Linked DNA regions of Homo sapiens: region 2 is linked to region 1. A link is a contact called in ENCODE Hi-C or POLR2A ChIA-PET data. All regions are on one chromosome and are shown on one strand. The core of a region is the stretch at or near the end of the contact, and the rest is flanking DNA. Distances in the headings are between cores, read along the strand shown. Region 1 overlaps CDHR3 (cadherin related family member 3). Region 2 overlaps ATXN7L1 (ataxin 7 like 1).

Region 1 (4,214 bases), core at 686-3,185:
TATTGAGAATGACCACCTTCTTGCTACTCTAGGTTACTGTGAACATCCTTGAAGAAAATGATGAAAAGCCAATTTGTACTCCAAACTCTTATTTCCTGGCCCTCCCAGTGGATCTGAAAGTTGGCACAAATATTCAGAATTTCAAGCTGACATGTACCGACCTTGATTCCAGCCCCAGATCTTTCCGTTATTCCATTGGCCCAGGTATAGTACTTGGTGTCGACAATCCTGGCCCTGTCTCTGAGGACCCTGAAGTTGTCTAGGGTAGGGGTCTGTGCTCACACACTGATCTGGGCAAAGTGGGATGGGAGTTGGGAGGGCATTATTTTTTTGAGATAGGGTCTTGCTATGCTGCCTAGGCTAGTTTTGAACCCCTGGGCTCAAGTAATCCTCCTGCTCAGCCTCCCAAGTAGCTGAGACTACAGGCATGCCTCATTGCACCCAGCTTGCTGGGGAAGTATTTGAATGAGGAAAGCAGAGACACAAAATCTAGCAGCCCCTATGCTTCCTGGCACTCCTCTCAGTTTCCCCTTCTTGTCTTACTCCTCCCAGACCCCATACGTGACTGCCCAAAGGCCCAAGAAAAGGGTGAACCCCCCAATTCCTGACTACAGTATGAGTCATAAAGCATATTAGTGTTGTTAGAAAAAATGCAGTCCAACTTTTCGACCACCTCTTTTCCTGAAAGCTGGTAGTGGGGGCAGGGAATCCCAGTCCTCTCTCTGGATAATAATAGATTAAATAGATTAAGTGCGTTTTGAAACGTGTCCTCAGGAATTCTCTTCTGCTCCATTCATCTTCTGTCTTTAAAAATATACCATCGTAGGGAAAAAAGAGCACCCCTCAATGGAAATTAGACCAAAATAGCTCATCTAATGAAGTGCTGGGGCCAGAGATTTAAACCCAAACAAGCAGAACAATTCCACGTGAGAGAGTAAAAATCCATCCCTGCTGCCTGCTGTGCCCTTGGCCGAGCAGGAACTTGAACAGTAGGAAGCCTCTCGAGCTGGCTGTGTCACAAAACCCAGGGGCAGAAACTGCCTCGAGACTGCAGTTGCCGAAGATGGAAACAATCCATACTGAGAGCCCTAAGGCCTTTATGGAGCATTTTGCTGTTAAGGGAGCAAAAATTGCATCATCTCCTGCTCCATTTACTGGTGTTCAGTCGGTAATGAGTCTGGAGCCAGTGGAGGAATGAGCGGGCATGTGCTTGGGCTGGCAGCCTCTCTGCCCCAGGCTCCCTGAGCTGAGCCATGAGCCCCAGCAGAGCTGTGTGTGTGTTTGGGGGTGTGATGGGGTGGGTTCAGGAGGACCTGGGACTGCAATTCCCGCAAAGCCAGGAGGCACCTTCCTTTGGAGGACTCCAGGGACAGCCATAACCAGTGTGACCCACTGGGTCCTGTGAAAAGCATGCAGTGAACTTGGCCTATGGCTAGGGATGTGACCTATTCTACCCTCTTGAAACCCACTCATTTGTTTGAGTGTGAATTACACGTGTTGTTACCAAATAATTGCCGGATGAGAAATCAGAAGGGGCTGCACCAGGGTTACAAAGTCTCTGCTTAATACTCAGCAAGATGGCACCTAGGCTAAGGGTGTTGTACTATTGTCCTTTTCTACTCAGCCTTGTTTGCAGCCACACTGGTTGTGAGCAAGAGTTTCTTTGTACTAATGCCATCTCTGGTGCAGTTAAAGCCTGTAGCATATAACTAATCCAGCTCTGGTGTATCAGAGACACAGTCTACACTTGAGGTGTGGACATTTGAGAAAAAGATTGAATGCAGTTTTCTTCTAAACCTTTATTTCTTACTCTCTTTTCTTCCTTTTACCAACACCCCTGCATCAAATCTCATTTAGGTAACGTCAACAATCATTTCACCTTCTCTCCCAATGCTGGTTCCAATGTCACACGCCTGCTGCTTACATCTCGCTTTGACTATGCTGGTGGGTTTGATAAGATCTGGGACTACAAGCTACTTGTCTACGTAACTGATGACAACTTGATGTCTGACAGGAAGAAAGCGGAGGCTCTTGTTGAGACAGGAACAGTGACACTGAGTATTAAAGTCATTCCCCACCCAACCACTATCATCACCACGACCCCCAGGGTAAGGGCTTTAGGACCTGGAATCCCCAGGCACATTCCCTTGTGAGTTATGTTGATGGACTTCTTTCCCCGGCCTGGAGGTATGTGGGGTGGACTGAAGAGTTGAGGTATTAGGATGTTGCCAAAAATGGCAACCATGGGCTGGACTGGAGTAGCTGCAGGGTGGCAAAAATCTGGTGAGACCTCAGACTCATAACCGCTAACTCAACCACTAACATTTCCTGTTCTGGTAGAGAAGAGTGTGTTGTTTGTGCAGAGACTTGTGAGAGATCAGACCTCAACCATCTGTGTGGCTTGTGGCACAGGAGCTGATTTCCATGGGCATGCTGCCAGTTGCTACCTTCACAACCCCTCTCTGCTTGTTCAGAAGAGTCTTTGCAAGTCAATATCCATGAAATTAGGTTGCTTGCTTACTGCTGGGTGCTCTTTCCCACATCTTTTGAAGAATCACCAGGTACCAATCTGTACCCTACACCCCACCTCCGCTCCAAAAAAATTCATCCAATCTACAAATATCGATTTAATGCCTATAGTGTGCCAGTCACTTTAGCAAACAAGCCAAAAATGATCCCTGCTCTCAGAAAGCTTATTGTATAGGCGAGTGATTCTCTAAGTGCGGTCCCTAGACCATCAGAATCAGCACCACCTGGAAACTGGTTGGAAATGCAAATTCTCAGGCCCAGCCTAGATTATTAAAGTTATAGGTTACCCAACCATGATCATCACCATGACCTCCAGGGAAGGATGCTGGAACCTGGAATCCCCAACTCTATCCCCTAACCTAATGAATCCGAAGCTCTGGAGGTGGGGTCCAGTGAGCTGTGTTTTCAATCAGCCTTTCAGGGAATTCTAATGTGCATTAAAGTCTGAGAGCCACTGATCTAGAGGGGGAGATAGATTACAAACAAGTATTCAAATTGACAAAGTAAATACAGACTGTGGGAAAGGGTAGGAAGAAAATGACCAGGTGCTATCACAGAATTGGCCTGGAGAAGGAAGGGAGAGCCTTGAATCTGACAACAGGATTATCTTCCCTGCCCCTTGGAGGAACTGGCTTGCATCTATGCTGACTCATCTGTCCCCTTTCTTCCTCCTCCTCTTCCTCCTCCTCCTCCTCCTCCTAGTAGAAGCTGCACCCCTGGTCAGCAGCCTGATACCTGCAGCATGCCAGAAGGAAGATAATCAGAACCTTAGAGAACCCACTATGGAGGTGGCCAGCTTCTTCTCAGAGTCTTGCCAGGAGCTGGTTCATGCTTCTCTCTCCCATGCTCGAGTCAATATGACCCCAGTGAATGGAGGCATATGGCAACCCTAGGACTTTCCTTGTGGGAGGAGCTGGTAGGCTCTCCTGAGTGAGGAGTTCCCACCTTTCTTGGGCTCAGAGCATGACCTGATTGTGACATCTCCAATCCTGAAACCTCCGTAACTTGTTTGTTATCTGTCTCCAGCTCTAGGAAGCAGATGCTGAACTTGAGGCTTTGCTGTGATATCAGCCCACTGCTCTGGCAGTGGCAGCTTGTAGTTGAGAAAACACTGAAAAGCCTACAAGGCATTTAAAAAAACAACTTTCGTGGCTTATGCTGTCTCGGTGAGAGACAATGGCTATATTCGTCCCTGGGTTATGCCCAGATATGGCAGAAAAAAAGCCAATGGAGTTTTTTTTAGCTTTGGGGAAGGGGAAGACAGAGAATAAAATAAGGCCTAGAGTTGTTTTTCAGTTCCCTAAAATTTCTGGGTTTTGATCTAATGGATGTCTGCAAAGACTATAAATAAGGTGATGGGTTGAAGCAGCAAGAACTGTGAGCACACAGATGTCCAACTTATAGAGCAATAACAATAACAAAGAGTGGAATAAACACTCAACACGAGAGAGTGCTGAATGTCAAAATCACTACCACCCTCTACTCACCCTCCCTGCTCTCTGTTGTTCAAGCCCAGGGTCACCTATCAGGTCCTGAGGAAAAACGTTTACTCTCCATCTGCATGGTACGTGCCGTTTGTCATCACTTTGGGCTCCATATTGCTTCTGGGTCTCCTCGTGTACCTGGTCGTCCTATTGGCCAAAGCCATCCACAGACACTGCCCCTGCAAGACTGGGAAGAACAAG
Region 2 (4,214 bases), core at 670-3,169, 370 kb before region 1:
AAGCATTGGGGAAAAAAGTCTGATCAAGAATGTTTCAAAGATTTCAAAGACCAGGTGAGTTGGTAAGGGGCTGGGCCACTGAGTGAACACCTCTGATGTGAGGTAAAAGGACTTGGCAGAAGGAGAGAAGGGAGACTGCGCTCTTTTGGGTGTGTTCTAAGGGTGTTCATTAGCTAATGGAGAAGGGCTTAGAAGAGTGAAGGAGAAGAACCTAGAGCTGTCCCTGATACTTTTTTCTTTGGTGTCCCTTCTCTCCCTCAAAAGCTTTGGGCTTTCTCTCTAAGGGAACCTGCCTTGGCCTGGACTGAGAAGACACAGAAGCAGGCAGCTGAGTGATGGTGGGAAAGGCATTTGACCTTGCCATCCTCTTCCCCAGTATACACGCTAGCCATCGGGCCAGCCTTTCTTTACTACAGCTGGCAACAGCCCCAAAGTCCTGAACTGAGAAAGCAAAGGAGGAAACGGTCACAGGATAGTGCCACAGAATCTGGAAAGCCAATCCCAGAGATGATGCTTTTTGAGCAAAAACATTCAGCTGACATAAGAGCCTATTAAGAGCCCCACCCCCCACCTCCCATACACACAGATCCCGCGTGTGCCTATGCTGCAGCCACAGTGCAGTCACAGGGAAGCCAGTGTCTCGGAATTGTCCTCTGCTTCCTCTCACTGGCCCCGTGTGCATCCCCCTCACTTCCTCTGCTGTCACCTTCCCCAGCCAGGAAAGTGTCCCAGCCTTGGGCACGCCCCTTCCAGATGGCTGTGGACCCTGAATGACAGGTTGGACTTTTTTTTCCATTTGGAAAGAATCCAAAAGGTTCTAACCCCTGCTTTCACAGTATGGGCATCTCCCATCTTCTTTGTGTCTAATCACAGTAACGCAAACACCTCCATGTGCAGGTGGTGAGACCTGGGAGGGGGTGGTGAGTTGGCAATAGCCTGATGGGTGACTCAGCAATTTATTACACTGTTTGCTTAGGTGACAAACAAGCCTGGCAGTTACCCCCGAGCTTAGCCAAAGCCCTTCAAAGTTCCTTTCCCTTCAGTCTAAAGGATGCATGTGCACACTTCCCAAAGTCGCACAATTAGTTGCATTTATCAACTCACGATTGTCCTTTCTTTGTGGAGCAGTGTTTGAAAGGGAAAGATGAGTCTCCACTCTTCCCCTGCTGCTTTCATAATGCCTGTTTTGTTCACTTGGGATGAACTCTTTCAGAGAGCTCAGGGCTGCAGCCTGTTCCCCTGCTGTGTCTAATATGCTGGGAGTAGTTCTCTCCTCATCATCTCTGTACCTCTGTCTCGGTCCTGGGAAAGAAACCCAATGCCGAGAACACCCTCCCTCATCCCCCTTGCTACGTGGGGGCGATATCTACCTCTGTTTCTTTTGTGCTGCTTTAGTTGCCCACGTCTTCTTCCTTTGTGCTTGGCCTGTCTGAATTTATCTTTCTAGATCAAGGCGGGTCCTCTGGCTTTAAGAAACATGGTTCTCTTGGCATCAAGTAGATTCCCCTCCCTGCCCAGTGATGTCTGCAAAAGAACAGAGGTGGAGACTCATGACGGTGCCATTGCAAGAGCCACCAATGTGCCGCAGGGCCAGCTGCCCACCTGCCAGCTACGCTTTCCTGGTGATCATGATCTATATTCTTTGATTATCAACAGAAATGCCTTAAGAGAATGGTTCTGAATGTCTCTAGGTCTGCAGAAATTATTGCCAGCCCTTCTTCACTTACCAGAGCACGGTAAAGATGAATTTGACAGGCAGGAGCCTGAAGACATATGGTATTTGTGCTGTGGGTTTTGTGTGTGATGAGAGTTCTCAGCTGTCTGATTTCCTCCACCAATTCCTTCGACAAAAGCCTATGTGCTTATGCTGCTGGCCTGGCAGAATTTTGAGAATCTCTGACTCACTGGCAGAGCCTTAGAAGGGCCATATCACCCAGCCTCTTGGCTTCCAAGCAGTGATAGCATTAAGTCATCCCCAATAAAAAGGAATTTACCCTCTTTTAAAATGCCCTTGGAGAAGGAATTCAATTTGGCTCTCTTGGATGTATTTTGGCAGCTACTATGAGGAAATTATTTATATCCAATCTAAATTCTTTAAGTTGAAGAAGTACTTGGGAGATTCTAGAAGTCTGAGGGGCAGGCAATCACTAAGAATCAGGGTAAATAACAGAGACACAAAGTCCTACTACCGTGGTATGACAGATACAGTTGATACTGCATAAATCCTGACAAGTGAATAAATGGTATTTTTGCGGTGTGTCTGGAAAAATATTGGGAAAACTTTCAGAAAGCCTGTCTGTAAACACCTTTAGCAAACAGAAAACAGGTATTCAACCACAGAGCATGGTAAATAAGAATATCTGCCAGATAAATCTAACATTATTCTGTGGCTGAGTGTCAGGCCTGGTGGTTAGAGAGGAAGCATAGTGTCTAATCTCTCCTGGCCTTTGCACAGTTTTGGATTCTCTCCCACATAACACACCTTCAGTAAACTGGGGAAATGTGGTCAGACCACACAGTTACCAGGTGAGTGGTCCTGGCAGCAGAGACAAAAGAAAAATGGGTTAGCAGGGCTCAATTTCAGCCTAGAGTGATACCATGCAGAGCTCGACAGGGACCCACTGCCGGCCAAGAAGGTCATAGTGTCTTCATCAGTGACTTGGATGATGGGCCAAGACTTTGCTCCTCAATTGGGTTAAGAGATGATTAGCTGCTGAGAACAATGATGTGAGATTTCCTCCTGAGTCAGTTAGGTGGGAGGAAAAATGAACAAGCTGACTTGGAAGAATTGTAAAAATGGCCAGAAGCAAATCAAATAAAATCAGGGAGAACAAGTATGACTGAATTGAAGGTCTGTGCCTTGTCAATATTCTGGCAAATTTATAGAATGTGGAGTGTTGGAAGATAGTTTATAAGGCTTAGATAAGGCTTAGAAATATAGGCTTTCAAATCAGACCAACCTAGACTCAAATCCTGCCTTTTCTGTTGCTGGATGCATTACGGTATCACAGCCTTCTGGCTACCCGGTTTCAGAGCCTCAGTGAGCTTATCAGGACTCTAAGAATGAGAAAGAGGACACCTGGCCTGGCAAGGAGTGAGTGCTGGTTTCAGTCCTGCCTTGGTGGGGTGGTCTCATGCAGTGCAAAGCCCACACAAACATATGTGGCTGCCCTGCCTAACTTATCTCAGGCCTTCCTGGCTCCATGCCTCAGTTTCCTTATCAGTCAAATGAAGATAATAAGAGATATTTGAAGTGATTAAATGAGGTAGTAGATACCAAGTGCTTAGCATAGTGCCAGGCACATAGCAGACTCTCAATAAACTCTAACTAAACCAAAAGGGCACAGAGGATCCCAGCATCTGCTCTCATCCACCGATACTTGAAAGGTATATATGTGGGGTGCAAATCATGGTCACCATCAGAAAACTTCTGCTTCCTTAGTCCCTTCTGGTCCCACCGTGGAAGGAGGGGTGGACAGGGTGGAGGCAGAAGCACCAGCAGAGGGTGGGAGCAGCAGCCTTCCACATTCATGCAGAGTAGAGGACTCCTTCTGGGTGAGGCAGTGAGGAAGAAAAGCAGAACGAGGTGGGGCCAGATTCAATGGCCCTTTTCCAGGACCTGTCAGCCCTACTTCACAAGCCCACCTGCTTCTCCATCTCTAGTATTCTAGGCACTGCTTAAGCCTGGACTAGTGGTTAAAGGTCCCATCTGTATAGGACATTCTGGAAGAGGAGTAAGGAGGAACTCCAGCCTCCTCATGCACAAACATGTTGTCTCCTGCAATCCTGAAGTATGTTAGGCATTGGGGCTCTCTGCTGGTTCTAAGATGCCTCCCAGAGAAATAACTCTATAAGCCCCCCTCTAGGCTGCTCCAATTTTCTGGAAGCAGGAGGCCCCAGCGCATGTCTCCCTGCTGGTCTGTTAGTCTCTCTTGTACTTCTGTTATTCATGGCTTCCCAGGGCATGGAGCTCAGAAGGTGGTCTCCAAACCTGCTGGGAGAATAAGGAGTGCTAAGTGTCCTGACATTCCTGGGGAGTCCTAGTGCCCTAGGACTGTGAACAAGTCAGCAAGTCAGAGAAGAGGAGAAGATAAAAAAGGAAAAATCGAGCCCTCATGCAGTAGGGCATAGGATGCTGCACAGGCTGCCTTTGGGACCAGCTGTGTCTGCAGCAGTGTAGCCTTGGGCAGGGAGTCCAGGAGCGTTTTAAGGAT

What was found. Hi-C counts contacts between places; a loop is a spot of excess contacts on that map. ChIA-PET counts read pairs that join two places held with the same protein, here RNA polymerase II (POLR2A). Pooled maps may share reads with other maps.
Region 2: a map of heart right ventricle shows a loop between it and region 1 (3-fold over the local background). The contact joins two enhancer-like sites. A Hi-C loop is called at or near these places in 18 of 168 maps with a recorded cell type or tissue (GM12878, K562, adrenal gland and 12 more), 2 of 37 single-sample maps with no recorded cell type and 12 of 50 pooled maps. POLR2A ChIA-PET finds 5 or more read pairs at or near these places in 8 of 52 experiments (A673, CD4-positive, alpha-beta memory T cell, CD8-positive, alpha-beta T cell and 5 more).

The regions. Positions count from the first base shown.
Region 1 is chr7:106,020,341-106,024,554 of GRCh38, forward strand. CDHR3 (cadherin related family member 3) reads left to right here. Exons shown (of 19, transcript NM_152750.5): 13 at 33-204; 14 at 1,858-2,108; 15 at 4,041-4,214. Among named protein-coding and RNA genes, the nearest start is that of CDHR3, 59 kb to the left of the region's middle. Within about 2 kb of position 1,936, at least 7 of the 41 ENCODE cell types and tissues checked have a DNase peak (open chromatin) inside an H3K27ac peak, as active enhancers do; they include A673, where a contact is called at or near this core.
Region 2 is chr7:105,648,037-105,652,250 of GRCh38, forward strand. The region is part of intron 4 of ATXN7L1 (ataxin 7 like 1); the gene reads right to left. Among named protein-coding and RNA genes, the nearest start is that of EFCAB10, 69 kb to the left of the region's middle. RefSeq lists a silencer at 1-135 and an enhancer at 146-1,345. Within about 2 kb of position 1,920, at least 5 of the 41 ENCODE cell types and tissues checked have a DNase peak (open chromatin) inside an H3K27ac peak, as active enhancers do; they include A673, where a contact is called at or near this core.